Linked DNA regions of Homo sapiens: region 1 is linked to region 2. Evidence: read pairs that join two places in POLR2A ChIA-PET (ENCODE). Cell type or tissue: A673. All regions are shown on one strand. Each heading gives the region's core, and the rest is flanking DNA. Links, peaks and the distances in the headings are about the cores only. Region 1 overlaps RABL3 (RAB, member of RAS oncogene family like 3). Region 2 holds the start of NDUFB4 (NADH:ubiquinone oxidoreductase subunit B4).

Region 1 (15,643 bases), core at 10,752-14,751, 91 kb before region 2:
GATTTTTATTAGAATTGCATTGAACCTATTGATCACATTGGAGAGAATTAACATCTTTATTCTGTTGCATCTTCCAGTTCATGAACACAATATATCTCTAAATTTATTTAGATCTTCTTTTATTTCTCTTACCAGCATTGTGTAGTTTTCAGCATACAAATCCTGTGCATGTTTTATTAGATTTATACCAAAATATTTAATATTTTTTAAGCTATTGTAAATTGTTTTTTTGTTTTGTTTTGTTTTGTTTTGAGACTGAGCCTTGCTCTGTTGCCAGGCTGGAGTGCAGTAGCACGATCTCAGTTCACTGCAACCTCTGTCTCCCAGGTTCAAGCAATTATTGTGCCTCGGCCTCCCAAGTAGCTGGGATACCTGGCTGATTTTTGTATTTTTGGCAGAGACAGGGTTTCACCATCTTGGCAAGGCTGATCTCGAATTCCTGACCTCAGGTGATCCACCTGCCTTGGCCTCCCAAAGTGCTGGGTTACAGGCATGAGCCACCATACCTGGCCATAAATGGTATATTTAAACTTCAGTTTCAAATTTTCCATTGCTAGTATAAAAAAAAATAGAATTGATTCTGAGTGCTGACCTGTATCTTGTGACCAGAGTTTTTTAGTACAATCCTTAGGATGCTCTACATAGACAGGTTTATTTCTTCCTTTTCAATCTGTGTGCTTGTTGTCTTATTTCTTGCCTTTTCGCACTGGCAGCAACTTCCAAAAGGGTACTAACTAGGAGTGATAAGAGTGAATATCTATGTCTTACTCCAATCTTAGGGGGAAAGCATTCATTTCACTATTAAGTATGATGTCAGCTTTAGGTTTTTTTTGTTGACATCATTTATCAGGTTGAGAACATTTCTTTCTATCCCTAATTTGCTGATAGTTTTGTTAATATCATGAACAGATACTGAATTCTGTCAAAAGCCTTTTCTGCATCAATTGATATGGACATGTGGCTGCTTCTTTAGGCTGTCAGTATGGTGGATTACGTTCACTGATTTTCAATACTGGTGGATTACATTCACTGATTTTCAAATATTGAACCAGCCTTCCATTCCTTGGTCATGGTGTATTATTCATTTTATGTGTTGCTGGATTTGATTTGCTAATATTTTGTTGAGGATTTTTATCCATGTTCATGACAGGCATTGGTGTGTAGTTTTCTGTTCTCATAATGTCTTTGACTGGTTTTGGTGTGAGGATAATGTTGGCCTCATAGAATTAATTGGAAGTATTCCTTCCTCTTCTATTTTTTGGAAGAAATTGAGTATATTTGGTGTTATTTCTTCTTTGAAGGTTTGGTAGAATTTACCAAGAGACCATCTGGGCCTGGAGGTTTCTTATTTGAAAGGTTTTTAACCACAAAGTCAACTTCTTTAGTAATTAGGATTGTTCAAGTTATTTATTTCATCTTGGATGAGTTTTTGTAATTTGTGATTTTCAAGGAATTCCATCTATTTCATTAAATTTTTTAATGTATATCAATAGAGTTGTTTATAGTATTTGTTTATTGTCCTTTTGATAGTTGCACAGTTTGTAGTGATATGACCTTTTTCATTCTGATTTTGGTATTTTATGTCTTCTCTTTTTCTTGTCAGACTTGTAGAGGTTTATCAATTGTATTGATTTTTTTCCAAAGAAGCAACTTTTGGTTTCATTGATTTTTCTCTATTGTTTTTCCATATACAGTTTAATTGATTTCTACTCTTATTTCTTTCCTTCTGCTTGCTTTTGGTTTATTTTGTTCTCTATAGCTTCTTAGATTACTTACTGGATACCTTGCATTTTTGCCAATACAAGTATTTTAATGCTATAAATTTCCCTCTAAACACTGCTTTAGCTGCATCCTGCAAATGTTTAAATGTATTACTTTTATTTTCATTTAGTTCAAAATATTTTCTAATACTCCTTGAGATTTTCCCATAGGCTGTTTAGAAATGTGTTGTTTAGTTTCCATGTATTTAGAGGCTTTCCAGTTATTTTTTGCTATTGACTTCTAGCTTAATTTTATTATGATCCAAGAACATACTTTATATGATTTCACTTATTTTATATTTGTGCAACACCCGGTATGTGACCTGGGTGTTGTTGTCTCTGTTGTTTCAGTTTTCAGTGTCTTTGGTACACTAAGTAGGATCAAATCCATGCATGCACAGCTTTGGCAATGAGCTCAAGCATTCACGAACTACTTCATGGGGTTGCTTTCTCACACTTCACCCTGTCTACAGTCTCTGCCATACTTTGTGATTTGCTGGGGCTCCCTTTTTCGGTCCCCAGGCCAAATTTTCTCATGCACTTGCACAACTGCACCTATGTCCAGGGCCAAGTGGTAGAAGGACAAAGAATAAAAGCAATGGGAGTTTGCCCCACTGTCTTGAGATACAGTTCCATCAGTCAGAAAAATTTCCCTTCTGGGCCCGGCGCGGTGGCTCACGCCTGTAATCTCAGCACTTTGGGAGGCCAAGGCGGGCGGATCATGAGGTCAGGAGATCGAGACCATCCTGGCTAACATGGTGAAACCCTGTCTCTACTAAAAATACAAAAGATTAGCCAGGCGTTGTGGCGGGCGCCTGTAGTCCCAGCTACTTGGGAGGCTGAGGCAGGAGAATGGCATGAACCTGGGAGACGGAGCTTGCAGTGAGCCGAGATCACGCCACTGCACCCCAGCTTGGGCAACAGAGTGAGACTCCGTCTCAAAAAAAAAAAAAAAGAAAAATTTCCCTTCCTCTGTATTTGTAAGCAGGCGTTCCCAACCCCTGGTCCATGGCCTGTTAGGAACCAGGCCACACAGTGGGAGGTGAGTGGCAGGTGAGTGAGCATTACCATCTGAGCTCCACCTCCTGTCAGATTAGCAGAGGCATTAGATTCTCATAGGAGCGTGAATCCTATTGTGAACTGTGCATGTGAGGGATCTAGGTTGCAGGCTTCTTATGATAATCTAACTAATGCCTGATGATCTGAGGTGGAACAGCTTCATCCTGAAACCATCCCCCAAACACCTGTCCATGGAAAAATTGTCTGCCATGAAACTAGTCTCTGGTACCAAAAAGGTTGGGGACTGTTGTTTTTGAGCATTCTGCTTGTGTTATAGCCTTTGCCACAACTGTCATGAAATTGCTCAGAAGCTGGCTTACAACAGAAGGAAAAATATTGTATTTCTACACTATCTCCAAGTATTCGTGTGTCCCCTTTCTTGTTTCATGAGCCAGAACTATAGGCCTTCTTCTGGAGTATTCTGTTCACACTTTTGGGTTTTAAGCTGAGTTGCATTCAGACAAGGGGATATGGAAGGAAACTGCTAATTCAATGGTTCTTCACATTGCAGTCTTCCTTAATATGCTCACTATTAATTTTTCAGAGTCCTCAAATAGCCACTTCATGTATCCTGTCCAGGTTTTATAGTTGCATTCACTGGGAAAGACAGGATAGAGTTTGCTTATTCTGTCTTACCTAGAACAGAACCCCATTTTCTATCTTTTGATTGAAGCAAGTCTTTCAAAGGCTTTGTTTTCTGTGTGGAAGTCTAATTGTTATGTGAAACCTAAATATAGTATAAGTTTGAGTATATATATGTAGATTCCAGCAAGACCTAATAAAGAATAAGCACAACTAATTTAAAACCTATATTTCAAAGCCTCATTGATATTTATTTCCTATCTCAATTCCTTTCATCACTGATGTCTTCATTAACCTAGCTTGTTCTCTATTTTCTACTAAAATTTCTACTTAAGAAACTTATCCTTAAATTTAGGGTTAGGAGACAGCATATTCATATCAGAAAGAAATCTGCATTTTTGTCAGGGAATTCAGTAAAAGTTCTATACCCATTTGCATTTTGACACTACAGTTTCATTTTGATTCTATAGATAAACCTGCAAATGTATAAAACAACCTTAATACATTGGTGTGCTTTGTTGGTGCATTATTGTATAGCATCAAAAAATTTGGAAACAACCCTAGTGTCCGAGCAACGAAAGATTCATTGAATAAATAATGGCATATCCACATACTGGAGTAGTATTCAATGTTTAAAAAAGAATCAGGAAGATCTCTATGAACTAAAATAGAAAGATCTACAGAGGGTACATTATTAGGTTTAACAAATCAAAATGCAGAGAATATATATCGTATACCTCCTATTGTATAAGAAAGAAAAGAAATAATATGTATTTATATTTGGATAAAGAATCAGTGAAAAATAAGAAACTAATAAAAATGGTAACCTATAGGGGGCCAGGGGAGATGGGTGGATGGGTACAGTGGTAGGAGCAAGACTGCTTAGCATATATCTTTTATATCAGTTTGAGTTTTTAGCCATATTTAAACAATTTAGGTAAATTTTATATTATGTAGTTTTTACCACAATAACTTTTTTTAACTTTTTATTATAGAAAATTTTAAACATATGTAAATACAAAGAATGGAAAATGAACTCCCATATACCCGTTGCCTAGTTTCAACAATTATCAACATATAGCTAGTCTTGTTTCATCCATATCTCTACCCACTTTCTATCTTCTCCCACTCTCAACTGGATTATTTTGAACCAAATGTTAAAACATCATATCATTTCATCCATATATACTTTAAAACATAAGGGCTTTTTTTTAACATGACACCATATAATTATCACAGCTAAAACTTTAATAATAATTCTTTAATAACCAAATATTATTTTAATTTCCCCAATTGTCTCATAAATGTTATAATTGATTTTTTCGAAATAGTATCTAAATAAGGTCCACTGGTTGTATTTGGTTTCTTAAGTATCTTTTAATCTTAGGTTCTCCCTTTTTGGTTGTTTTTTTTCCAACCTCCTAGCACTTTATTTGTAGAAGAAGATGGCTGTTTGTCTTGTACAGTTTCCTATATTCTGGATTTGCTGATTGTCTCCCTGTATTGTCTTTTAAACTTGTTTCTCTGAATTCTAAATCTTCTCTGAAGTGATAATTAAATATAGTGGTCTGAAAGATGCAAGTTTTTTTGTCTTTATTTTTCCACCCAGTATTATGCATATAATATGATACCTGGCTGTGTGTCTCTTTGTGATGTTAAGGAGCTATCAGCCTTATCCATCCATGATAAAGTTCTTCAGAAGTTTACCAAAGAAGATTTCAAGATTAAATTTTAAATTGGATGCTGCAAGATTTTATGAAAAAGTTAAAAGGAAAGCTAAAAAGAGAAATAAGAGAGCAAACTATATATGTATGCTTTATATGTGTCAGTGTGCAAGGAATTGTGCAAGACTATATGAGAGATGTATGTACATCAAAGATGATATTTGATAGAAGATATGCAAAACTTTGTATGTGAGACAGAAGGAAACAGTCCTAAAGGAAAGACACTCTCAAAACTTCATTCCCTAACAAAGCGAATTGTAGCTTTGAACCATGTCTCTTTAATTAGAGTTGCTGTTGATATGAATAATCAAAGGTCTTGATCATGCTATTATTGGCTTTGATGCAATAAATAGAATGGTAATATTTTTGTGAGATGGGAGGTTGTATAGTAAAACACTTGTGTTCCGAGGCTGAACAGTTTGCTGAGGCGCTGTAAGATTATTGTGAAGGGCATAAATACTTAGTAACTTTGCCCCCTACCCCAATTTAGAATTTCTGTAAGAGAAAGAAAAGTAGTGTTAAAGGAAGAAAAAAAGCTATGCTCGACTGGGTTGTAGTGATTGGATTATGCAATATTGATTTACTGTCATAAATTGTGCACAACCAGATTTTGCTGACTGTTGTAAGTTGAGCTTATAACGTGTCAGAAATCCAAATCTGTTTTATTTCTAATATGTGAGTAGAATTTAAATTAATTCAACAGCAATGGCCTCTGTGTTCTTTTCAGTAATGAGAAGTATCATTTACATCACCACTCTGTTCTTTGGATAAATAAATTTTTTAAAAAATAAGGATTGTAATAGCCAGTGATCCAAGGCCACTAACCCTAAGTGGTTCTTATTGCCCGTCCTCTATCTCCCATGGCTCTCATTTCAGGAAACAACTACTTGGTACTAAGTTCTTTCCTTTTACTATTCATTTTGCATTTCAGCTGTTTCCTTCCATTTCCATGTGTTTAATCCACCTTTCCCAGGCTATAGTATCACCTATATTTGATTTATTCTAGGCTTCAGCTTCCCTATTTCTATTTTCTTATTCTTCTTATTTCTTTACTATTCAGACAGAAATGTGTATTGTAGATATAGAATTAATGCATACCCCAAAAGGTACCCAAGAAGCTTGCCATTTTCTCTTCTAGCACAAGGCTTGAGTGCCATGCTAGGCTTTTGGGTTTTTGCTACGATGAGGCTTAAATCCACTCTCTGCTTCTACTCTGAAATATTCCTGAGCTGTTATGTTAACCTTAGAAGACACAGCTACATTGGAAGTTAAGTCCACTGACTGTAATATACTTGATGGGCACTTAGTTGTTCAATTATTCAGTATTGTTCAATATTCAATAAAAACATGGGACCAAATTTTGAGAAGTTAGATGAATAGCTGGAATCTGATGATGAGGATGGATTGATAAAAGAACAAGTAGATGGAAGAAGTTGGAAGGAAAGTAGGTTTGTAGGTGAAGGCAGCAAAAATCAGTTAATTTTCAGTAAAATAGTGTAACTTAGTTGCACTTAAATATTACACATCTACACCAGAAAGATACATTCTATTCACCTCTTCATTATTATTTATCACAGGGATTATGATCAAGAACAGTTTGCTGATAACCAAATACCACTGTTGGTAATAGGGACTAAACTGGACCAGATTCATGAAACAAAGCGCCATGAAGTTTTAACTAGGACTGCTTTCCTGGCTGAGGATTTCAATCCAGAAGAAATTAATTTGGTATGTATTTTCACTAATGCATGCTTGTATTATTATCGGGTAAAGACAAAACTGAAGACATATTCAAATAATATATTCTAGTGAAAGAAGCTTTATACTTGAAATCAGGCTATTTGGATTCTAGTCTAAACGTAGTCAAGATTGGAATCAACATATCTAGACTGAGAGATGTGCACAGTCACTTCAGCCTTTTATGTTGGTCTGTTGGAATGTTCCAACTTTATTCTATGAATAATTTAAATCATAGGCTTCTTTTTTTGAAACAGAGTCTCGCTCTGTCGCCCAGACTGGAGTGCAGTGGCGCGTTCTCAGCTCACTGCAGCCTCTACCTCCTGGGTTCAAGCGATTCTCATGCTTAGGCCACCTGAGTAGCTGGGATTACAGGCATGTACCACCATGTCCAGCTAATTTTTTAAATATTTTTAGTAGAGATGGGGTTTTGCCATGTTGCCCAGGCTAGTCTTGAACTCTTGACTGGATTTGCCCTCCTTGGCCTCCCAAAGTGCTGGGATTACAGGCGCGAGCCACTGCACCTGGCCCATGGGCTTTTTCTTGAGAAAGGTTTTTAAAATCACACCAAAATTAAAATAAATTGATTAAAGTGGCACTATAAGCATATTATTCTTGCTTTTAAAAAGCCTCTTAGCTTCTTAAACTACAAATTTTACCTTAAAGGGCAACGTAACAAATACATGAAAAAATTGCAAACCTTAAACTAGGAGTGCTTCATAAGGACTAATTTATGTACACTTATGCATATATAGAGGATTGAGTCCCTTGATGAGATAACTAGCTCAATGAGAACTGAGCGCGTAAAAAAGCTAAGAAATGGTTGTCATGTAAGCCTGTTAGGATCCCAGAAAAAGATCCTGGCCAGCAATTTCAGTCATGGTCATGTTGTTCACAAATAGGATTTCTGCAACTGTGCACTGGCATTCCAGAAATGCAGTGGTGGTGGTGTAATAGTACTAGTGAGCAACATTTATTGAGCACTTACGGGTTGAAAACTGTTTTAGTTATTTACATACATTATCTCACATGCATCATCTTCACAATCAACTCTATAAGACAGGTACTATTACTATCCTCTTTTTAAAGATAAGAAGGAGAGACGTAACAAGACCAAGGAAGTTTACCCAGGTCAATTAGGGTATTCAGATTCAGAGCCTGTGCTCTACAGTTAAGCCTCTTTTGCACTTAATTAATCCTTCAACTCACCTTGAGAATTTGGCAGCTGAAAAAACTCTTAGAAATCATCTAGACCAACAGTTACCCAAATCTGATTGTGTATTTATATTACCAATAGTACCTATGGAAAATTTTGAATAACCGTCCCACAGCTGGAGCTTTTTATTCATCAAGCCTGGCAGGAGGACCAGGAATCTGCAGTTTTAACAAATAACTCAGGTGCTTCTGATGCCTTTATTCTATGAATCAATGTTTATGAACACTGCTTGGTTCAGCCCCACCTCTACCCCCAGCTTCTGCCTGCCATTCCATTGTTTTTTACATTCTGCTTTGCAGCGGAGAGCCCCTCATTTTTCTCAGCTGCCACAATGGAATATTTGATGTGCATACCCCAGGTAGTCAGCACTGAACCATGATATTCCAAAGGATTCTTGCTATATAGATATATAATATTCTTGTTGAAGAAGTGCTGAGATTACTTTGAACATTATTTCCAAAGAGAAATTTACCATTGAAAACACTTAATTTGTTTCAGCGCTTACTTTAATATATTTTAGAATGTATCTGTTTCTAGTGCCTGTGGGTTTCTCTGATAATCGCGTGCATGTGTGTGTGTGTGTGTGTGTGTGTGTGTGTGTGTGTTATTCCTACTTGCCTTACAAAGCCAAGGCCATCTTTTAACTGTGAGTCAGATGTAAAGGTACTCAGGTAGTGAGACTTTAGCACATACAGTCTCCAAAGAGTTCAAATATAACATGTTTTTGGCCTTTATCAGTGTACAGCTTCAAGAACACAGCACACATAACAATAGGAGAGGGTCAGAGAATGCAGGGAAGAAAAAATGAGGAGGAAAATTGAATACAAGAGTTTCAAAAAGAAATAGCAATCAGAAATTCAGCAATTAAATATAAAGCCTCAAATAAAAACTAATGTAACATTATTAGTGCTAACATCAGTTACTGTATAAATTTCCTTAAAACTGTAGAAAAGTAAGAATTAACAAATGTATACATCAAAGGTGGAATCAGAGTTAATAAATAACTGCCTGAATACATGCAAATTGTTTAAATTATAAATAGGTGAACCATTACTTATTTTCTAAAATCCTGTTAGGCTTATTGTACCCTGTAAAAACTTTTCTCTGTTACGTATTTACTTTGAAGCGATCATATTGAAGTATCTTCCCTAGTTAATAGTCCTTTCTCAAGCTCAGTCAAGCTATTTGGAGCTATTAATTTTCAGGCTTTTCCCTCAGCCATGATAAATGGCAGATGGCTCTTTCAGCTCTAAATTTCTTATCCCAAAAATCATAGTGTTTCTCTAGGCTGGTCGACCTGAAATTATGGAACCATAGAATTAAGGTTTTGGGGGTGTTTTTTTGTTTGCTTGTTGTTTGCTTTAGTTTTTGTATTTAGTACTTCAGCTCTATTTAGAATTGTCTCAAACTTTTGACATTCTGATGACTAGCTAATCAATATCTATTTTATAAAACATTTCTACCACAGATCTAAGGTTTGTCTCTTATATGCCCCAATTGCTGTAGAAATGTGTTCAAACACTATTTCAAATACCATAGTTAGTGCAATGATGTTTCAGTCTACATAATCCATATATGGAATTATCTTTATTGTGGTAAGTGCTTGTTGTGCCTGAAAATTCAATCTGCTAGCATTTTCTTAGATTGAAGAGAGGAGGACTAATATTTTACTACCCAGTATGTCCAGGTATGGATTATTTAATTTTTCACAAAAATCCCGTGAAATAAAATATTGTTATCCCCATTCCACAAATCAGTAAGCCCAAATTTAAAGGTTTAGTACCCTAACCAGTGTTACACAGAGTAGAAATGTTGGGATGGATATTCTGATTTATTGCTTGCTGGCTTTGAAGACCCCTAATTTCTAGTACTCTGTGATCTTTGACAACTTTGTTGTAGCCTCTCTTTTTTGTGGTTTTAGAGAATGTATTATCATTTCTGGCTAAAATTTAAAGTGTGAGCCTTGAAATGTTGCATATGAATAAAATAGGAGGCTTCATTAGAAAGGAATCATGTGGGCCTGGAGATTGCAAAAACAGAATAAATGTAATAATAGTAATTTCAGTAATTTCTAGGGGCACAGAGGGTCTATAGCTAAAAGACAAAATTTCATACTTGCAAAGGAGCTTACATGATAGCCCTTATAGTTTGGTCTTAGGTACATTTCAGGTAAAAATCAAAGTACTCTATCTCTCAAGGTCACAAGTCAATGGTGACAAGCAAAAAAAAAAAAAAACAGCTAGACTGGAATTCCAGCGGATAGTAGGCCTTTTAAGGTTTTAAAGTTATTGTAATGATTAATGTTCCAGATCGTTTTGTCCCTTCTGGGCCCATTTTTTTTCCCTATAATAAAATTCCATCAAAGAGTAGTAATATATCTTTATTATCAAACAATAGTAGTAGATGTTTATTACCAAAAATAATATATCTTTGTGGCCTACCAAAAGATGTAGTACCTTGCATCTAAAGAGAAATCCTTGGCAATTGTTCTGTTTGTTCTTTGCACCTCTAAATCCTTATTTTCTTGCTTTCTCCGATTCATATGAACTGCATAGTACTAAATTAGTTGAGCACTGGTGATTAACTAGTACTAAAAGTGAAATGCTTACTGTTTTTCATGGCTCTCTCTCTCTGGTTTTCGGGGTAAATGTAGGTAGGTCACTCCAGTAGTACCTTGGTTTTGATATTAGTAAAATATTAGTAATCTTGTCTTCCTCTATGAATTATTTGATGATGAATACACTGATTTGGTATACTCTAAAATTGTTTAAATTACAAAGATTAAGTGACCTTATTTTCCTTTAATACTTTCCTCCTTTGTGCACCATAATTTGAAAATTATTTGAATATTTTGTGAGAGTATTGTGCCTAATAGTATTATGCCTACAGAAATATGCAACAGGATAAGTTATGAATAGCAACGAGCTTGGGTTTCCTAACTTTCAATTGTGGATCTTATGTTTTATCTTCTAGGACTGCACAAATCCACGGTACTTAGCTGCAGGTTCTTCCAATGCTGTCAAGCTCAGTAGGTTTTTTGATAAGGTAATGGTTTCAATTAAGTTATTTTTAAACTTAATTTATATATTATGAGAGTTTAAAATTTTTTTGTAGAATCCTATGACCTTTATTTTTTTGTCCAAAACTTCACAGCCTGGAATAATCCTTGTTTTGATCTCTCTTATCTGTTGGTATAATTGCCCAAGGCCTGCTGACGTATTTATTCCATCACCAGTGTTCTCTAAGTAAAGGGCAAAAGCTACTGGATTTAAATGGGGGTTTTAAAAAGATATCTAATTCCTCTCTTTAAAAGAATTTCTACTTACCCATTTTCTAGCTCTTTTTTTCACTTATTCACCCTCCCACCCCCATAAAGGCACTGAACTGAGGAGATTCTGCTTAAAGCCCTGAGTTCTTTTTGCTCTCCTAGCTGTTAATATTCTCTACATAAATGTTACTGTTACCTTTTAAGGTAATGTCTTCTTGATTTCCTAGTGTTTCCCTCTCAGAAATATTTGCATTCCAATTATTGACTCTCTGCTAACATTGTTTTATTGTCCTCAGCTGGAAGGAAAATGTAGAATGACTCAGCATACTGGTAAATTAGAGCACTCTTTGTCTTTCCTTCACAAAGCCATACAACTTTATTGCACATAGTATTGACCAAGTTTAAGTTGTTTGTCCAATGCTCACATTGCATAGTAAGGTAAAACAGGATGTCTTTCTGCATGTATTATTGAAAAAGGTTAATTCCTGTGTTATATTTCTTTTTAAGTGACATCTCCTAAGAAAATCATCTTCCCCATAGCTCTTCTTTATCAATCATTTTTTTCTTTTAACTATTTAGGGATTTAATAATTGGCCCTTTTGTTCAGCATTGGATAAGCCCCACCTTTAGATAATTTGGGATTTAATATTTGGCCTTTTTATCAGCACTAGATAAGCTCCAGCACCCTCCTCGATTAATATTAGGCCACTAGGAAAATTTTGCTTCACTGCAAAACTTCTTAACTGATATGTGGGAAATAGGGTACAGATGTGCCTAGATGCTGATTTCCCTCAGTTCTCAGAGCAGCCAGGGTCCTCAGGGTGGGGGGGTTGGGTGATTGGCAACCGCTTCCATTTTCTCCAGTGTGCTATACAAATATTAGCATTTTCTACGTGTGCCATGACATGAAAAATGTTGTGCAGCACTGCAAGGAGCCAGATTTTTTGCCCACATTGTTTTCAAACTTAAAATATAAGAATTTCCATTTGGTTTAGATCTATGGCCCCATCAATACAAAATTCTGTCCCTTATGAGCAACATCTTATAGATCTGCCCTGACCTGGAAAGATCCCACAGTATGTTGTTTAAATTTAAAATTTTATTAGTTCTAAAATTAAAAAATAAGATATACTAAATTACATCCTAGAGAAACTGGGTTATTGATTGGTATAATCCGAGTTGTCAGGCAAGGCTTTATTTTTTAAAAAATCAGGAGTACACATTGCAAGTCAGGGGTAAAGAATTATGACCAAAACCAAAAAGGTAACTTCTCTTTTATTGCCTGAATCACAACAAAATGTATGTGGGTTAGGAGGTTGGCCAGACCTCCAGACTGAGGTGGTTGCCTGAAACCAAAGGAGCTGACAACCAGATTTCACCCAGTTTTCTATACATCAGTTCTTCCAGAATTTAGCATAAAGATTTATTCTCCAGCCGGGCACGGTGCCTCACGCCTGTAATCCCAATACTTTGGGAGGCCGAGGCGGGCAGATGACGAGGTCAGGAGATCAAGACCATCATGGCTAGCATGGTGAAACCCCATCTCTAGTAAAAATACAAAAAATTAGCTGAGTGTGGTGGCGGGCGCCTGTAGTCCCAGCTACTCAGGAGGCTGAGGCAGGAGAATGGCGTGAACCCAGGAGGTGGAGCTTGCAGTGAGCCGAGATCGCACCACTGCACTCCAGCCTGGGTGACAGAGCAGGACTCCATCTGAAACAAACAAAAAAAAAAGATTTCTTCTCCAAAAGGAAGTCTAACTCCTTCTCCAGCCTCTTTCAACTAGTAGTAATTCCTCACGCTCCAGAATAATCAGATTTTCCTGTCCTGCCATAGAGAGGAAAGGGAATCAGTCTCCTTCTTGGTTTTTGTGGGATTGTTTTAAGATGTACACTAATGATAAACCAACTTTTCTACCTCTGGGGTAAGTGAATGCAACTTTGCCCTGGTGTCTTGTGGCTAAAAATAATCCAGCTATAGTCTCCAAGACAGCAAGAATCTGGATGAATGGCTGTCGCACCAGAGAGAGCAAGCTGGTCTTGGTCTTGGATCTGGATGAATGGTCTTGGTGTTGAATCTGGATGAATGGCTGTGGCACCAGAGAGAGCAAGCTGGTCTGTTCTCATTCAGAGGAACTCTTAGCTGCATAATTTCAGATTTGAATGTCTTAGAGTTCATCTCCAGCTGATCTGTATTATTATCCGATTAACTTTTCTTATCACAGCAGGTCTATGTAAAGAAAATACAGCTATTCCTCAACTTGCGATAGGGTTATATCTCAGTAAACCCCTTGTAAATTGGAAACATTGTTAGTCAAAAATACATTTATTACACCCAACTTACCAAGCATCGCAGCTTAGCCTAGCCTTCCTTAAACATGCTCAGAACACTTATGTTAGCCTACAGTTAGGCAGAATCATCTAACACAAGCCTATTTTATTAAAAAGTTGTGAATGGCTCATGTAATTTATTGAATACTATACTGAAAGTGAAAAAAGTGCCCATTGTATGGGCACTCAAAGTACAGTTTCTACTGAATGCATGTTGCTTTCACACCACCATAAAGTCAAAAAATCGTAGTCAAGCCATCCTAAATCAGAGACCATTTATAATACTTCCTCTGTAACCATTGCAGTTTCTCAAGTGTCAGAACAGAATTTATTATTCTTGAAAATGTTTTTCATCATCTGGAAACATGGTGCTCTTTAGGGTTTACAGCAGTTTTGGGAAAAAATGAAAACATGGTGCTCTTAAACTTATTACATTTGGACATATATTTTGAGGGTTTCTTTTCAATAATGGTGATGGATTTGTGCAGATACATCTGCTGCTTGAACATGTTTTTTCTACTTATCAAATGCAGGTAATTCTGAAACTACTGAAGTAAGGGTGCAGTTAGTTAAAAAAAAGTAGACAATTTACAACAGTCATTAGACTGCTTTTGATGTTGTGTCATCTGTCTATATTGAGGACATATAGAATTTGTCACCACTTACTATAGGGATGTGGTGGTTTGCTATGTTAAACAGTCCCCTCTTTAAGAAATAGACAAGACTATTGTAGCAGGCAAGTGCTTTTTTTATTTTATGGATGCTGTTTAGTACCTTTTGGGACTGACTGCTAGGAAACTTAGAGTCAGATTTGCTGTCATACTCTAAGAATTGCATAGGATCTTATATCATTCTATCATTATTTAGTTTTTGTTATTCATTTATTTTTTGATCTATCATTAATGCGTTTTGGAATGAGGCAGGCTTTTATGGAAATACTCTCACAATTCTGATCTCATTAACACCAGATTTTTAGCTGACTGTACTACATGTCTACTGCTATGGAAAAGATTCTTAGTTTGGATATATTCCTTTTAGTACCATTAGTGGTCGTTGCAGTTAGCCACTTTTTGCAGGTATGTGTGCTAAGCCTTTAAAATCTTTGTTTTTCACAGGTCATAGAGAAGAGATACTTTTTAAGAGAAGGTAATCAGGTTGGTATCTCTTTTCTTGATAAAATAGATTCTTAAATTTTGATAGGTGATTTCCAAATTTAAGTTCAGAAGTAGTTTTAAAAAGTTGGGGAAAGCCCTTTATAGGCACAAGCAACTGATTTCCTTCTATCCTGTTAAATACAAAAGGAGAAAATCAGAACAAAGGGAAAATAAGGATCTAGGAAACAAATATAATCTAGGAATAAGATTACATTATAAAATAGAAGAAGAAAATAATTTGCTTGGGACTCCAAGAGTATACGTTCAGGGTCTGTCACAATACAAATAATTTCTATAAAAGTCTAGTAGGTATTATGAGATTTACCTTCATTCTTTCTGATTTAGATGACACTATCACCAATTTGTTGGGAAATGTTTTCCATTTGGGTAAGATTTATTTTTATTATTTAATCTGTGGTTTTCTGAGTAAAACCTCAGAAAGTTGTTTTTTTAAGAAACAGCAGGCTGACATACAGAAATGGAAAAGAAGGGAAAAATTACTATTAGTATTTGAACTTTTATTGCTTGAGACTTAATGCAATTATCTTTCTTGCCTACAGATTCCAGGCTTTCCTGATCGGAAAAGATTTGGGGCAGGAACATTAAAGAGCCTTCATTATGACTGAATTACACTCATCCTTTGGAAGAGTGAGCAAGCAGTGGCAGTTTTTCACAGCTCATCTTGCTGTGTTCAATTATTACCATCACAGCCTTTTAACAAAATCATCTTAAAATGCTACCCTTCAGCCTTACCCTTTAATGGAAAAATGAAAGGAAGTGACAATACGGGAGGTCCAAACTTTGTCCCTGTTCTCT
Region 2 (15,784 bases), core at 5,689-9,688:
CTTGTTAGGGAAGCAATATTGTTCCAGGGACGGGGAGAAGATGTTATAAAAGGGTAAGGAATTATAAGACTGACTCCTCTTGCATATGCGTAAAGGAGAACTCATAGAGATAATGTATTTAGACTTTCATAAAGCTTTCAACAAGTTCACATCCAAATGAGTCACCTTGGTATTGGCAGGGGCTGCTTTGTTCTGCATTGAGGGCTGTCTCAAAAATAAAGAATTATGTCTGATTGAAAATGAACATGATTATCGTCCTCCTGCAGCCTCTCTTATCCTGCAATCATCCTCCATCCAGGAACCAGATGATTTTCCAGAAATGAAAATCCAATCATGTTTGTCCTGCTTAATCCCTTCAGTGACTCTCACTGCCATCAGGCTAGAGCCTAAACTCTTTATGTGATAAGGGCTTTATGATCTGGTTCCTGGTTACCTTCCTCATTGCACATGTCATTTTTTGGATGCTCAATAGTACCAGAGTGAGCTCCTGTGCCCAGTGCCCAGGGCTAGTGCATTGGTCAGACAGATGGTAGCATGTGGTGCTCAGACGAGGTGGCAATTGTTACCCGCACCGGACCACTTCCCGGTGTGATTTCAGACATTTCATTGTTCCTGACTGATAAAAAATCTATTGAAACTGATTAAATCCACAAGAACACACTGCTCAATAATTCCTAACATTAAAACATGTTTTTTAAAAATCCTACTAAGTAAAAATTGCTTCGGGTACTGCCTTCTTTCAACATTGGGTACCAAGAATATACTGTAAATATTTTTCCTGTTACTGAGGGGTACCAAAATAATTCCTGATGAAAGAAGACTAGTATGATCAAGAATTAATGTCTTTAATATATATTGTTTATGCCTTAAAATCATTAAGAAAAAAGACCTATCAGAAAAACAGAGCCAGGTCAGGTGGCTCACACCTGTAATCCTAGCACTTTGGGTGGCCAAGGTGGGCAGATCACTTGAGCTCAGGAGTTCAAGACCAGCTTGGGCAATATAGTAAGACCTCCTCTCTATTTTCAATTTTAAAACAAAGAGAGAGAGAGAGAGAGAGAAAGAAATACAGGCCGGGCACAGCAGCTCATGCCTGTAATCTCAGCACTTTGAGAGGCTGAGGTGAGCGGATCACCTGAGCCCAAGACTTTGAGACCAGCCTGGGCAACATGGCAAAACCCTGTCTCTACAAAAAAAAAAAATACAAAAACCAGCAGGGCATGGTAGCACTTGCCCGTAGTCCCAGCTACTTGGGAGGCTAAGGTGGGAGGATCTCGAGCCCAGGAAGTCAAGGCTGCAGTGAGCCATGATCGCGCCACTACATTCTAGTCTGGGCAACAAAGTGAGACTCTGCCTCAAAACAAAACAAAACAAAACAAAACAAAAAACAAAAACAAAAAAACAAGCAGTGATTTTGAACAAAGAAGTAAAAAAAACAACTGGATAATATGAAAAAAACTTTTAACCTCAATAATAAATAAATTCCAAATTTAAAATAGTTTTCATCCATTAGGTTTAAAAATAATAATAGTAAACACTAAGACTATATACCACTGTCCTAAATACTTTATTAGTAAGAAATCATTAAACAATACTATGTGTTATTTAGTACATCTATTATAAAGATAAGGAAACTGAGGCACAAAGAATGTAAACACTTTCCAGGTCACTTCACCAGTAAGTGGCAGAGCAAAGATACAAGGGCAGAGTTTGGCTTCTGTGACTGTGCTCAGGGTACAGGGAACAGACACTGCATTCATTGCCCAGGAATATAAAATTATAAAACCTTTTATATTTATACCCAAAACAAAACATTTGAATACTTATTGACCCAGAAATTTCACTCCCAGAAATTTATCCTATGAGAAAACTTAAGACACACACAAAAATTCATGGCAAGAGCATTCATTACATTAATTATAACAGCAAAAAAATTGGAAAATGAGTCGGGCACAGTGGCTCACGCCTTTAATCTCAGCACTTTGGGAGGCCAAGGTGGGCAGATCACCTGAGGCCATGAATTCGAGACCAGCCTGACCAACATGGTGAAACCCCGTCTCTACTAAAAATACAAAAATTGGCCGGGCGTAGTGGTGCTTGCCTGTAATCCCAGCTACTCGGGAGGCTGAGGCAGGAGAACCACTTGAACTCAGGAGGCAGAGGTTGCAGTGAGCCAAGATGGCACCACTGCACTCCAGCCTGGGCGACAGAGCGAGATTCTGTCTCAGAAAAAAGAAAAACTTGGAAAATGAAATGTCCAACTATGAGATTGGTTAAATAAATTGTGGTAGACACATGGAATACTAGCAGTTATTTGAAATGTTGCAGAAAAGTCATTGCATGGAAAGATGTCCATGACAAATCATTGAGCCAAAAATTTACAAATTATTATACAAAGTGTATCTCATTTTGTTGAAAAAAAAAGATATATAAGCACAGAGAAAAAAAAAGTTTTAGAAGGATATGCAATTGGCCCTTAATATCCGAGGGTTCCACATCTGTGAATCCAACCAACCATAGACTGAAATTAAATAAATAAATAAAGTCAATATAACAATAAAAAATTATAGAAATAAACATGACAGTATAACAACTATTTGCATAGCATTTACATTGTATTAGGTATAATAAGTAATCTAGAGATGATTTCAAGGAAGATGTGCATAAGTTACGTGCAAATACTAAGCCATTTTACATAAGGGACTTTAGCATCTGAGGAATTAGGTAACCACAGGGGGTCCCAAACCAATCCCTTGCAGATACCGAAAGACAACTGTACACTAAAATATCATCCCTGTGTGATGGAATTGGGAGTGGCTTTTATCTTATTCTTGTACTTAACTAATTTGTAATTTTCTTTTTTGGAAATTTGTAATTTTCTTATAATAGACTTGTATACTTGTATTCTTATTAGAATAGCGTGTTCCCTTTTATCAACAGAAAAGACATTCCAAGACCCCCAGTGGATGCCTGAAACCATACAGATAGTACCAAACCCTATATATACTGTTTTTTCCTATAAATACATACCGATAATAAAATTTAATTTAGAAATCAGCCTCCAAAAGAGAATAAAACAATAACTAATAGTAACATAGAACTATCATTATATACTGCAATAATAATAGTAAACACTGTTATGTTATGGGAATGTGGTCTCTCTCTCTCAGAACATCTTATTGTACTGTCTCACCTATTTTAGAACTGTGGTTGACTTCAGATAACTGAATAAGTGGGGACTACGGGGTAAACTAAAGTCATCTAGAAAAAAAGACGGAAGGTCACAGTAGGATTCCTTCTGTTTTTGCCCTCTAGCAAAATGAGAATCAAGTAATACAATTCTTTAAGATCTGGAGAACAATATAACAATAATGGCCATTAGGATGGGTGGAAGAAGCAGGGTCTTACCGTTATTGTAATGATATGGGCAGGGGCAAATTAGCAAACAGGAACCACATGGAAATCATATGATTTGGTCAAGTCTCATGGGCACAGGATGGTAGCTGTAGATCCAAAATAGTTTTAAGATCCATTTTGCAGGAATTCATGGATCTTTACTCCACCATTACACACAGCTACTCCCACGTGTCTACCACCTTGGCCCCTTTGAATTGCTGTTTCTCACACCTTCTAGTATTTCTGCCTTAAAGCTTCTGTTTACTCATAGATTAGATTCCTCATTACCTTAATGCACTAGTATAAGATCCAGAAAGTGGGAGATAATCTCTATAAAGGTTTAGGAGCTTCCCATATCAGTGATGTTTGTGGGTATCCAGTGGTCTTTGGCATGCCAGGATAGCCCCTCCAAAGTAAAGCACAAGTTGAACCACTTCACACCCTCTACTACAAAGAAAAAGGCACAGCACTTTGTGGGCCTCTGGATTCTGGAGACAACACATACCCTACTTGGGAACAGTACTCTGACCCATTTATGCAGTGATTTGTAAAGCTGCCAGTTTTGTTCTTCCAGAGAGAGGGTCACAGTTTGTCACCCAGGCTGAAGTGCAGTGGGTGGCATGATCATAGCTCCCTGCAACTTTGAACTCTTGGGCTCAAGAAATCCTCCCATCTCAGCCTTCCAATTAGTTAGGCACATACCAGGCATGCCTGGCTATAAGCTGCCAGTTTTGAATGGAGCCCAGAAAGGACTCTGCAGCAGATCCAGGCTGCAGTGTAAGCAGCAGCCACTTGGGTCATATAACACAATAAAGCCAATACTCTAGGTGTCTGTGGTAGGTAGCTAAGGATGCTGCTTGGAGTCTCCTACAAGACCTTGGCAACAGAATAGTTGCAGTGCTGACTTCTTAGGTTGTGGAGCAAGGCCATGCCTTCTGCAGCAAAGAAAAATTCACCATTCCAAAAGCAGCTGGGCACCCAGTATGAGATGAGGTGACCATTCAACCAGAACTGCCTATCAAGATCTGGACAGTCAGAAGCACTGTCATGTGATTGGATGTACACAGCAGCTCTAGGGCACAGATGAATTTAGCTAAGCCTACTAAAGGCTTAGCTAAAGTACCAGCTTAAGGACATCTAGCAGGACTGAGGCTCAGGGTTGACCATGTGGTATATGCAATGAACCAATGGTCATAGATACAGTGCTATGCCCCAGCAGCTAGAATTTATGACTCTGAGAACCAAGAAGTAGGATTGGCCCCTTTTGCCATCCCAGTAACTCATGGTGGAATGTGCACTTCCCCTCCCTCCAAATTTAGGTTCTGCTGGAAGAAGTCCTGATTCCCATGCTGGGGCATAAGAACACTTTCACCAGGGAAACAAAATAATCTGGTACTTCTTGTATTTGGGAAACAGTAGACCGAAAAAGAAATTTCCATACTGGCAGCAGTAAGTGACCCACGGAGCTAGGGTTGCTGCTACACAATGGGGCAAAAAGGGTAATGTCTGGAGTCCAGGGGATTCACTGGAGCATCTCGGTGCTTCCACTTCCAGCCCAGCTGTAAACATGCAATTGCTACAACAAAGGGCTGATGATGATAGAGTAACTAAGATTCTGGTCCTTAGAAATGAAGGCTTTGGTGACTTCATCTGGCTAGCAATCTAGACCTGCTAAAATGATGGCCAAGGAAGGGAAATCTAGTAAATACGATGAGGGGAGATGAATGAGTTACAGACTCTGGGCCAGTTGCAACAGTATGTACTGTAGCTGGTTCCACTAATTGTCCATACTGAGTGTTCTGTAGATTGTATACAGCCATCACCTTGAAGGACATGTTATAGACTGGACTCAGTGTATGTCCAAATAGATCCAAGCAGCGCATGAAGTGGAGGAAGAAATCCTATATCTCTTTTGCCTGCCTCACAACCTCTTGGTCCACCTTTTTACTCTAACTATTGCTGCCACTGTCAGCTGCCTGCAAGTGTGACCTGACAATACTTTACCTCAGCTGCACATCACTTGCTTTCTGCCCTAAGCTTCCTTTCTCCCGCATGTGTAATGCCTGTAAAAACATCGTCAGCCTTTCCAGAGTATGTCCATACCCTGATGTACACGAGAATTGCATGGGATAACCCTTGACCAATGGAGACAAGACAAACATTTGCTTTTCCCACATCTGGTTGAAAAATTCTACATTCCACAGGGCTTCTCAGAAGGTCCCAGGTGGGAGCCTGTTACTCTCAGAGGCAACAGGTTCATGGCACATGTTTGCTGGCTTTCCCTCCTTCCATGTTTCACTCTTCCCAAACTTCTATTCCTTCAGATCACTTCCTAATATAAACTACCTGCACAGAAGACTTTCCCTCAGTCTCTGCTTTCTGGGGCAACCCATGCTTATGCAAGCTTCAAATCAAAGTAGTCGTGGATATCCTTTGAAAGTTAAGACCAATATACCATCTACACCAGCCTTACAGAGCATGCTGGTTATCTACAGCACTTGACTTTACTCTGCCTTTGTGGTGAAATTATCACCCTACTGTTTCCAGACTTAACTACAAAGCATAATACTGTTATTTCATTGTCATCTTCATGACCTTGTGAGGTAGTAGGCTATCTCCATGCTATAGATGAGCATATGGAGGCCCAGTATTCCAACTGTTTAACTTGAGCTAGGATTCTAGCCCAGATTTGACCTCCAAAGGTCACGCCCCTAACCATTATATTTCTGCTCCTCAGCATGACCTCCATGCTCCATCTCCTCACCCCACAGTAGCCCACAATCCAGCCATACCCAACACACCTTGCCCCTTCATGCTCCTGTTTTGTCCTGTCAGCCTTGTGAACTTCAGAGCCTAGATCAAATGCCACCTCCCTAAATTCCTCAGGTAGAACTGCTTCTCATCAGCTTGCCTACATCATTTTCCTGAATCTCGATTGTATTTTTTACATTGGTGTTAGTTTGGCTGTATTTACCACTGCAGCTGGGGCCAGACAAGGGCTTAGGTATTAAATAGTACCAGACGGTAGTAAGCACTCAAATAATTGTTCAATAAACAGCTGTCAGAGTACGTACTCCTTAAGAACAGGCTCTGTCTTACTGACTGTTGTATTCTCTGCACATAACATAATGCCTGGCTCGTAGTTAACACTCGCTTGTTGAACAACTGATTGTAGAATCTGTACTTTCTAAGAGCTCACAGTTTAATGAAGTTTATGTTCATTCATTCAATGTACAGCAAATGTTTGCTGTCACTCTGACAGCAGATTCCCAACACGGGCTGCGTCTGCTTCTGTGTTGTTAGGGTGTTAATAGTTTTTAACATTGAATCAAGGTAATACTAAGAAAGAGAAACTACTACTTAATGATTAATAGATGATTTATTTAGGCAGGAATACATATAGTCATCATTGCCAGACTTAATATGAGAGGTGAAATGTTCGATCCAATTTTCCTTCCTGGATAAGTTTTTCTTTCCTATCCTGTAAAGACAGAAAAAAAGTACATTAAAGACAATATATTCTGCCAGTTGGCTATATTAGATAAAAATAAATAAATAAAAAAGGTAAGAAAAACTGCATTTTGGCACAACCCACCGTACAACTGACAAACAGAATGAAACACTCCAAACCTAATTGCAATCCCACTGTCTAAAGCCCAGGGAGTGTGCGAAGAAACAGTAATCCGAGGAACTAAAGACACAGTAAGAAAATGCTCCTATTCAAAAACATCTTACTCACATTTTAGTCATTAGAAATATATTATCCCATAAAACCATATATTGAAAGCAAAATGCAAACACTTTCTGGGAAAATGTGGACTACCTTTCTGTTAAGTAGATCATTCACCAGATAATCAAAATACACGAACTCTAATGGGAATGCAGATGGGCCAGTTAAAGACAAAGCTAGACGAGTGGGCTCCAGTGGCAACACAAGCCTGGGGGCTGCAGCTCAGGGTTTAGTACCAGATGTGGAATGGTTTGGTGCCAAAGATCAGCTTGACTTTCTCTCCAATCATATACCCAGGCTGCTGACGGCAGCTATTCCCCACACAGGCAGCTTGTGCTTCTCTGTCCGTAGAGTATTAATAGGTTTTAACATTAATTTGCAAAATGTGACCAACATAAATAGAATTCACGCAAACAGGAAACGTACTAAATGATTTATGTATTCTGCTAATACTTAACCCAATAAACATCATCTTTTTAAAAAACAAATGAACTAACAAAAATAGACAAAGGTGACTGAAAACTTTCTGTTTTAACTCCTGCTGGAAAGGAATAAAGATAAAAGAAGAGAGGAAGGGAAGGCAGAGGACAGCCCCAAGGTGGGAGGGGCACTGGTGGCAATCTTCAAGAGAAGGAGCTGCAGCTGGTCCCTAGAAAGTGAACCTATCACTCAAATACTAAACATCTGGTCTGAATACTTACCCTCTCAGTTTTGATAATATAATAAATGAAGATGAGGGGCCCAAATCCACACAGAGCTCCCATGAGTGAGTTTTTAGGAGTGGGTCTGAAATTAGGATAGACATTTATTGTTCTTGCATAGGCCCAACGAAGCAAGGCAGGATTTTCCTAAAATTAATGAAAACAAAAAGTTATAGAACTTAAGAAGGATCACATTGAGAAACAAATTCATAGGGACTTTTGTGAAGGAGCACAGACGCATTTTGTTCTCTAGAACAGTTAAGGGTATATCATGAATATTCCTAAACAGCTTCAGGAAAGATCTTTCATTTCTGGTGTTTTTTGAATTCTAATGATCTTGTTCAAATCCTTCAGAATGTAGAAGGCTCATATCACTAATTAGCTTTCTGTTTATTTAAGAATCCTAATCTTAATCTAACTAATCTAACCTAATCTAACTGTCAGAGAAGCCACTTTTTCTCCTTTGTCATTTTCATCTATTCTTCTCTGGACTGTTTTTAGCTTCATTGTCAAGTGTGACCATCAGAACCATGCAGTATTCCCAATGAAGAGAAACAGATTTCATATGCTCTATCATGCTTTGTATTTTGTTTCCAGGACCCTTTCTAATGCTATCACCAAAATAGTCTTTCCAGGCTACAAATAAGCTGTAGGAAGATGAAGGAGGGGGTAGGCTAGCTGAACTGTAAGTTTTTTAAGCTGACCTAGTGTGAAAAGCATTAATTCAGACATTTCACACTATTAGAAGTTTTGTAGAAAGGTCAAAGTTGTTAAAGAAAAATAATCAGACTGTCTTAAGAAAATAATTGTCCATTTTAATATATTTATACTAGAATAACTATCCATGAATAGCAAATCTACCCACAAACACATAAATTTAATTAGCTAAATGCCCAAGTGATTTTACAAAATTAGTCTCTCCAATTAACTGACAGATAAAAATAAGCAAATAAAATCAGCTTTAAGACTTTAATATATAACATGAATATTCAAGGTCCTAACCAACATCAAGAAGTCATGATTTGTAGGACTAAAATAATTTCACAAGGTCTTCCACAGTCATATTTCAAACTAAATTACAACAATTTACCCTGAGATAATCAGCTGCAGCTCAGAAGTTTAAAAAAAAAAAAAAACAAAAAAAAAAACCTTATGATGGAAATGCTTCCGTTCCTTTTAATCAGACTGAAATTCCTCAACGGTGTAAGCACTCACTACTAGATACAAAGTCCCAAAATATCTTCTGCTGTTCTAGAAACTATTGACATTATCACACCACATTAAAATGAAAGCACATGCAAGTGTTCTGCAGCATTGTTTATTATTATGCCTATACTGCCAACAAGAAAAAAGAGGGTAAAGACACAGATTAGGTCCAAGGGGATGTTAAAGCTCAATAGCTGAAAGGATTAATGCATCTATTCTTACATCCTTTCTACTATAAATGTATCTGAATGACTATCAAATGGCAGACTTCTCAATTTGCTAGTCACCTCTCTGTGCTTTAATATCTGCCAGATCTGTCTTCCAGAAACAGACATTTCATTTCATAAAAATACCAATTGCCCCATGACCATAGTTCATTAAGCCCGGTAATGTTATTGAGAGGTTCCAAAAGACACACTATGAAGAGAGTTTTCCTCCTCTGACATCACTAAAAGTCCAGTGCACTCTCAGTAGCATCTGACATGGTGAAAACTCCTGAAAATCATGTCTTCACTTGACTTCCAGGCCCACACCTGCTTGGATTTCCTGCTAACTCTATGGCCATTCTCTCTTCATTTCTTTGCTCTTTTCCTCCTCATCTCCCCAATCTCTTAATATTGGACCTCGCTGGTCTTTCCTATCTACATTTACTCCCTTGATGATGTCATCTGGTCAGATAACTTTAAATAATCTATCTAAAGGCTGATGATTCCCAAAATTTTACCTCCAGCCCTGTAACTCTCCAGACTTAATATCCAACCAACTGCTGAACTCTGACATACGGTCTAACAGGCATCTAAAACGTCACATATCCCAAACTGATTTCCCAACAGTCTACTCCACCTCCATACCTTCTCTTCTCCCATTCCTGTGTTTCTTAGTAAAAGGCAACTTCATTCTTAAAATCACTTAGGTCAAAAACCTTGGAGTCATCCTTGACTCCTCTTTCATACACCACATCTAGTCTATCAGCAAACCTGGTTGGCTCTACTTTTAAAATACACCTGGAATCTACCATTTCTCACCGCCTTCTGCCACCACCCTGGTAATCAACAGAGATTGGATTACTACAAAAGCCTCCTAGTCTCCCTGATCCTGTCCTTTCCCCCATAGTCAATTCTCAACTAAGCAGCCAGAGAAATTGTTAAGTCCAGATCACGAAATTCTCTATTCAGTAAAAGTCCTTACAATTACCTACAAGGCCTGGTGTGATCTTGTCCCACTCTGCCCTCACCTTTCTCCACTTTAGTCACAATGGTCTCTCCAGTGTTTTTTCAATTAACCTGACACTCTCCTGCCTAATGGCCCTTGCACTTGCCGTTCTCTGATGAGTAGGCTGCCTTCCTAGAGAGCTAGGTCCCTCACCCCACTTCTTTCAGATCTTTATTCAGATGTCACCTTCAAACAGAGGGCTTCCCTGGGCCTAAGATTGTAGCTGCTTACCTCCCCTACTACTTACACACACTCCAAATCTCCCCTGCTTTATTTTTTTTCTCATCACTTACCACTAACATGTTAAATGATTTTAATTTTTTAACTTGTTTCTTGTCTCCCCTACTAGAAAGTTTGTTCTACAAGGACAGGAATTTTTGCCTGTTTTGATCTCCATTGTTATCTTGGCATGTAAAATAGGGCCATAACAGACCCTGAGCAATTATTTATTGATTCAATCAATCATTCTTAAAGATTAGGCAAGATGGCCAGGCACAGTGGCTCAAGTCTGTAATCCCAGCACTCTGAGAGGCGGAGACAGGAGGATCGCTTGAGCTCAGGAGTTCAAGACCAGCCTGGGCAAAATGATGAAACTCCATCTCTATAAAAAATACAAAAACTTAACCGGACATGGTAGCGCACATCTGTGGTCCCAGCTACTTGGAAGGCGGAGGTGGGAGGACAGCTTGAGCCCGGGAGGCAGAGGTTGCAGTGAGCCGAGATCATACCACTGCACTCCAGCCTGGGTGACAGAGTAAGATCCTGTCTCAAGGGAAAAAAAAAAAAAAATTAGGCAAGAGAATTTACATGTATTGATTAATAAATGATAGTGTCACACACTCATTTAATCAACAGAACCAAAGAGACTGGTAGTATTACCTCTATTTACACATGAGAAAATTGAAACTACCCTGAGGCATACAGCTAGAAGACAGAAGATCTTGGTTTCAATTTCAGGTCTGACTGAGGCCTTATTCTTTTTTAATGCATCACACTAACACATCAAACCCAATCATGTGAGTTTGTAATAAATGTGTCTCTCTGCACCCTCTTCCCAAGTTAACAAGGTTCTGGCTGGAGACAGTATAACCAACTAGTTAAAAGCAGATGCTGTGGGTTACACAAACCAGGGTTAGAATTTTGCTCTATCACCTACTAAAGAGGTATCTCTGTATGACCTACTTGTCCTTCCCATGTTGTCTTCTCATCTGTAAAATGGGGACAGTAGTAGAGCTTAATCATCCAAATAGTTGTGATATGTAAATAGTACTCAAAAAGAGTTTTAGCACAGTGCCTGGCACATTGTAACTTTCATTCAATCCTCATAACTTCCAAAAATTCCAAAACACCAATGCAACGTGTGGGAAAAGTCCAGTCCTGTTCTGTTAACATCATATTTAACCTACTTAGTTCCTGTATAGAAAACTACCTAATGAAAGCACACCTGTTAATTACCAGTTTACTGGGCATATATTATGTGCTGCGAATGTTACACAGACTGTCTTATTTAACCTCATAATGCACATCATTTATATACGAAACCAGGAAACTATAATTCAGAGGAGTTGAAGTTGCCCAAGGTAACAGAGTTAGCCAATGAGTAGTGCTTTGGGTTCTGACTCCAAAGCCTAGAACTTCAGCAAGCTTCAGGGTCTTTAAAAGATGCAGGTTGAAGGAATCACTGTATTCCCATCAGGAGAGAGCAGTATCCCTATGAGCTGTGAACTGAAAGGTAAACACCAGCTCTTTAAAATTATATATATATATAAAATATATATGCATATATATAGAATATAATATATATGCATATATATAAAATATATATGCATATATATAGAATATAATATATATGCATATATATAGAATATATATATAATATAATATATATATGCATATATATAGAAACATTTTCTGAACACGCCTTACGAACGAGGCACTGTGCTAGGACAGTCACATACTCTATCTCATTTAATCCTAACAGCCTGATAAAAGAGTAAGCACTATATTACGCCCATTTTGCAGACAGAAAATCGAGGATAAGCAGAGTGAATAACGTTCTTAAGGTCACGCAGGCAGGAAGTGATCAAGCCAGGATTCAAACCCAGCCAGGTCTGAGTCCAGAGCCGGTCCTCTCGAGGGCCAAGCTCTGGCAAAGGTAAAAGGGTAGTGAGTTGGCTAGGCCTGGAAGAGGACCTGCGTCTGAGATACTGATCGGGAGCGGTGGCCGACCCTTTGCGTGGTCTCTCTCGGTCTCTCCCAGGACTCGGGCCCTATTCCCGCCTGGGAGGCCCCACACTCACGATGAGCCCTCGGCGGTTGGGATCGTTGTACTGAAGCAGGTACTCTCGTTTCAGCTGGGCTCTTATGGCCAACCGCTCGGCTTGCGCCCGCCGGGTTTCCGGAGATATGTTGTATTCGGCTGGGTCGAGGGTCTCAGGCAGAGTGCGCAGGCTCGACGGCTTATACTTTGGGAACGACATCTTGGCGAACCAGGGCACAATTGCGCCTGCGCGATTCTGAGGCCCTTTGTCTATGCTGACCTTCAGCTTCAGGAAGTGCGCCTGCGCGTTAGCAGAGGTTGGGGATGTCGTTAACAAGGAGCTCCGCCTCTTTCTCCTACCTTCCCGAACACGGCGCGTTCGCTCGGTGATATGCGCATGCGCGAAGTGCTCTTCTCGCAGTGCGCCCTGCCCCACCGCCGCTCCCCACCTACTCATCTGTCACCGCGCTGCTTCTTCCTAGCAGCCTTGTCTCTACTGACATAACCAGGGCTTATTATGTAAAGTTGAGCTGTGTGGGACTGGCTGTGGAGTCAGAAGTCCGGGTTTTCATTGTGGGTCTAACCGTGCTGTGTCACCTTGGATAAGTCACTTAAAGTCTCTGAGTTTCCTTTTCCTTATCCTGGAGATAATGACTCCTGTCCACCTAGCAAAGTTGTTGTGAGGATTAAATAAGCTAACAAATAGATCACAAAGTGCTTTGCAAAACAGAATTCCCTACCCAAGAAGAAGAGAATAAGCTTTTCTGTACTTTACCATGCTAGATTCATACAACATTAAGTGTAAGCTTATTTTTCACAGGTACGAAATAATGATTAATAGGAAAAATGATGTTATAAGAGAAATGTTGCCTGACTGACTATAGAAGGTCAGGAAGAAAATGAGATACTGAATAAAGCTCATGAGAAAACATCTTAGTTAAAATACTAAAACCTCTTGCCTAAAATCCTTAGCACTCTTCAGATGCAAAGAATTAAAAACATCCTTACAGGTATGAAAATACTCATAGGGGCATGTATCTTATTGTAAAAGACGATCTGGGGCGAAAACTGAAGTAATCAGAAACAAAACCTTCTCTGTCCCTACTGTCCTTCCTTCTCCCCAGTTACCAAGGAGAAAAACAACTTCAAGTTTCACAGCAGGGTCTTTGGGTTCCCCTTCTCCTCAGGGGAAAAAATGTAAACAATATTTCCATAACTCGGGCAAAGAAGGATGGATCAAAAGAGAGCCCCAGCTTGGCTGAAACGTCTGGGGGCGCGTAGGTATGTTGGGAAATGGTTGCTAGAAAAGGGACCTAGAAAGTGTTGGCATTTGAAATGATGAGAAGCAGCACTGCTGTCAAATTTATTCAACATTTTAATACTGTTTTAAAATATTTATTAAGCACCCACCGCGTGAAGCACACAGCACACTAGTCAGTGTTAAGTCAATCTTCTAGGCTCAGTGGGGGAAATCCAGACAAAATGGAAGATGGGGTGTTTGCCTTTCGGGAGCTGACAATCAGGCAGTACAGAAAGAATAGGCAGAAATGGTAATATTTCAAAGTAGTCTAATGTCCAGATGAATATAGAGCAAAATGGACTCATGAGGATTCAGGCTGAGAGAATGTAGAAAAAATGAACACAAGACGAGTTACTCAGACTCGATTTTAAAGGAGAAAAAAAAAGGAAATTCTGACTTGTTCAAAGGTGTTTTGAAATACTAAGAAAATAATACAATATGAAAAGCAAGAGCAGTTTATAAAATTCTAAAGACTACATAAAGTTTCCAAAACCTGTATAGATTAGACACTGATCTAGGAAGGAGAGCATGTAAAAAGAATAAAAGGATAAAGGAATGAGTCCAGCGAGTACGAACTGATGCAGGGCAGGCGAGCCCCAAAGTGGGGCTTAGGCAACCAGGGAACTTGGCTTTGCCCAGGAAAGAATTCAAGGGCAACCCGGAGGTAGAAGAAAACAATTTTATTGAAGAGGCAGTGTTACAGCTTTGGTGGTGTCACAACCGTGACTGCTCCTGTAGAGCAGGGCCACCTCATAGGCAGAAAGCACCAGCTCAGGCCAGCTTTGAGTCACATTTATACCCACATTTGGCAGTTTGGCCGGGCGCGGTGGCTCACGCCTGTAATCCCAGCACTTTGGGAGGCCGAGGCGGGCGGATCACGAGGTCAGGCGATCAAGACCATCCTGGCTTACACGGTGAAACCCCGTCGCTACTAAAAATACAAAAAAAAATTAGCTGGGCGTGGTGGCGGGCGCCTGTAGTCCTAGCTACTCGGGAGGCTGAGGCAGGAGAATGGTGTGAACCAGGGAGGCGGAGCTTGCAGTGAACCGAGATCGCGCCACTGCACTCCAGCCTGGGCGACAGAGCGAGACTCCGTCTCAAACAAACAAACAAACAGACAAAAAAGTAAAGAGGCAGTTTATGCAGACATTTCTAGGGAAGGGGTAGCAACTTTTGGGTCATCAGGTCATTGCCCTGGAAAGGGGTGGTAACTCCTGGGTGTTGCCATGGCAATGATGAACTGACACACTGGTGTGTGTATCTGATGGAAAGCGGCTTCCACCTCCGACCTGTTTAGGCTAGTGCTCAATTTGGTTCGGTGTCCGAGTCCTACCTCCTACCTCAAACCAGCTGACTAGGTTAAAGAAGATTTCTTAAGGTTACTATAAAGAAAGCTTTGGATGAGTTAAAGTAGTTATTACCACACTTGCCTGATTATCACGAGGATTGCTTATGATGAGTGTTAAAAAAAAAGGGAGTTTAGCCAGGTGTGGTAGCATGTACCTGTAGTCCCAGCTACTGGAGAGGCTGAGGCCGGAAGATCCCTTGATCCCAGGAGTTTAAGTCTAGCCTAGACAACATAGTGAGACTGCACCTCTAAAAAAAAAAATGAAGTAAAAATAATTAGTAAATTAAAATATGGAATTTTTTTTTAACTCCTAGTTCCCGTTCTCCACCTGGAGATTCAAAATTGGTATGGCAGAGGAACCCAAGAGTCTGTATTTTTTACAATTTCCAGTGGGGGAGTGGTGGTATTAAAATATATTACATGCTTGTAAAACAGAGATGAGTACAAAAGGTCTTTCTTTTCCAAAGATAATTGGTACCAGAAAAGGCCCTCTTAGAATGAATCCATTAAAGATAGAGATGTAGATTCCATAGTGAAAGAGTGAAAGAAAAAGACTTGATTTGAACTTTATATTGAAAAAAATTCAACCCAAACTTATAAAAATGAATTTATCTTATATTTAACACGTTAG

Evidence for each region. ChIA-PET counts read pairs that join two places held together with the same protein. Peaks named below come from ENCODE experiments on the same cell type or tissue, not always from the same donor. Only the 100,000 strongest peaks of a DNase experiment are listed, where the experiment ranks them.
Region 1: POLR2A ChIA-PET joins it to region 2 with 5 read pairs; 6 of 35 experiments call an interaction of 5 or more read pairs at or near these places.

What each region holds. Positions count from the first base shown.
Region 1 is chr3:120,689,633-120,705,275 of GRCh38, reverse strand. RABL3 (RAB, member of RAS oncogene family like 3) reads left to right here. Exons shown (of 8, transcript NM_173825.5): 5 at 6,703-6,853; 6 at 11,052-11,123; 7 at 14,789-14,827; 8 at 15,388-15,643. The coding sequence ends at 15,453. Among named protein-coding and RNA genes, the nearest start is that of HGD, 15 kb to the right of the region's middle. In A673, for the core only: no CTCF peak of the experiment used is centred there; no DNase peak of the experiment used is centred there; H3K27ac peaks cover 571 bases.
Region 2 is chr3:120,593,301-120,609,084 of GRCh38, reverse strand. NDUFB4 (NADH:ubiquinone oxidoreductase subunit B4) reads right to left here and starts at 12,749. Exons shown (of 3, transcript NM_004547.6): 1 at 12,546-12,749; 2 at 7,828-7,974; 3 at 6,578-6,877. The coding sequence starts at 12,725. The coding sequence ends at 6,815. RefSeq lists enhancers at 11,229-11,298, 12,339-12,678. In A673, for the core only: no CTCF peak of the experiment used is centred there; no DNase peak of the experiment used is centred there.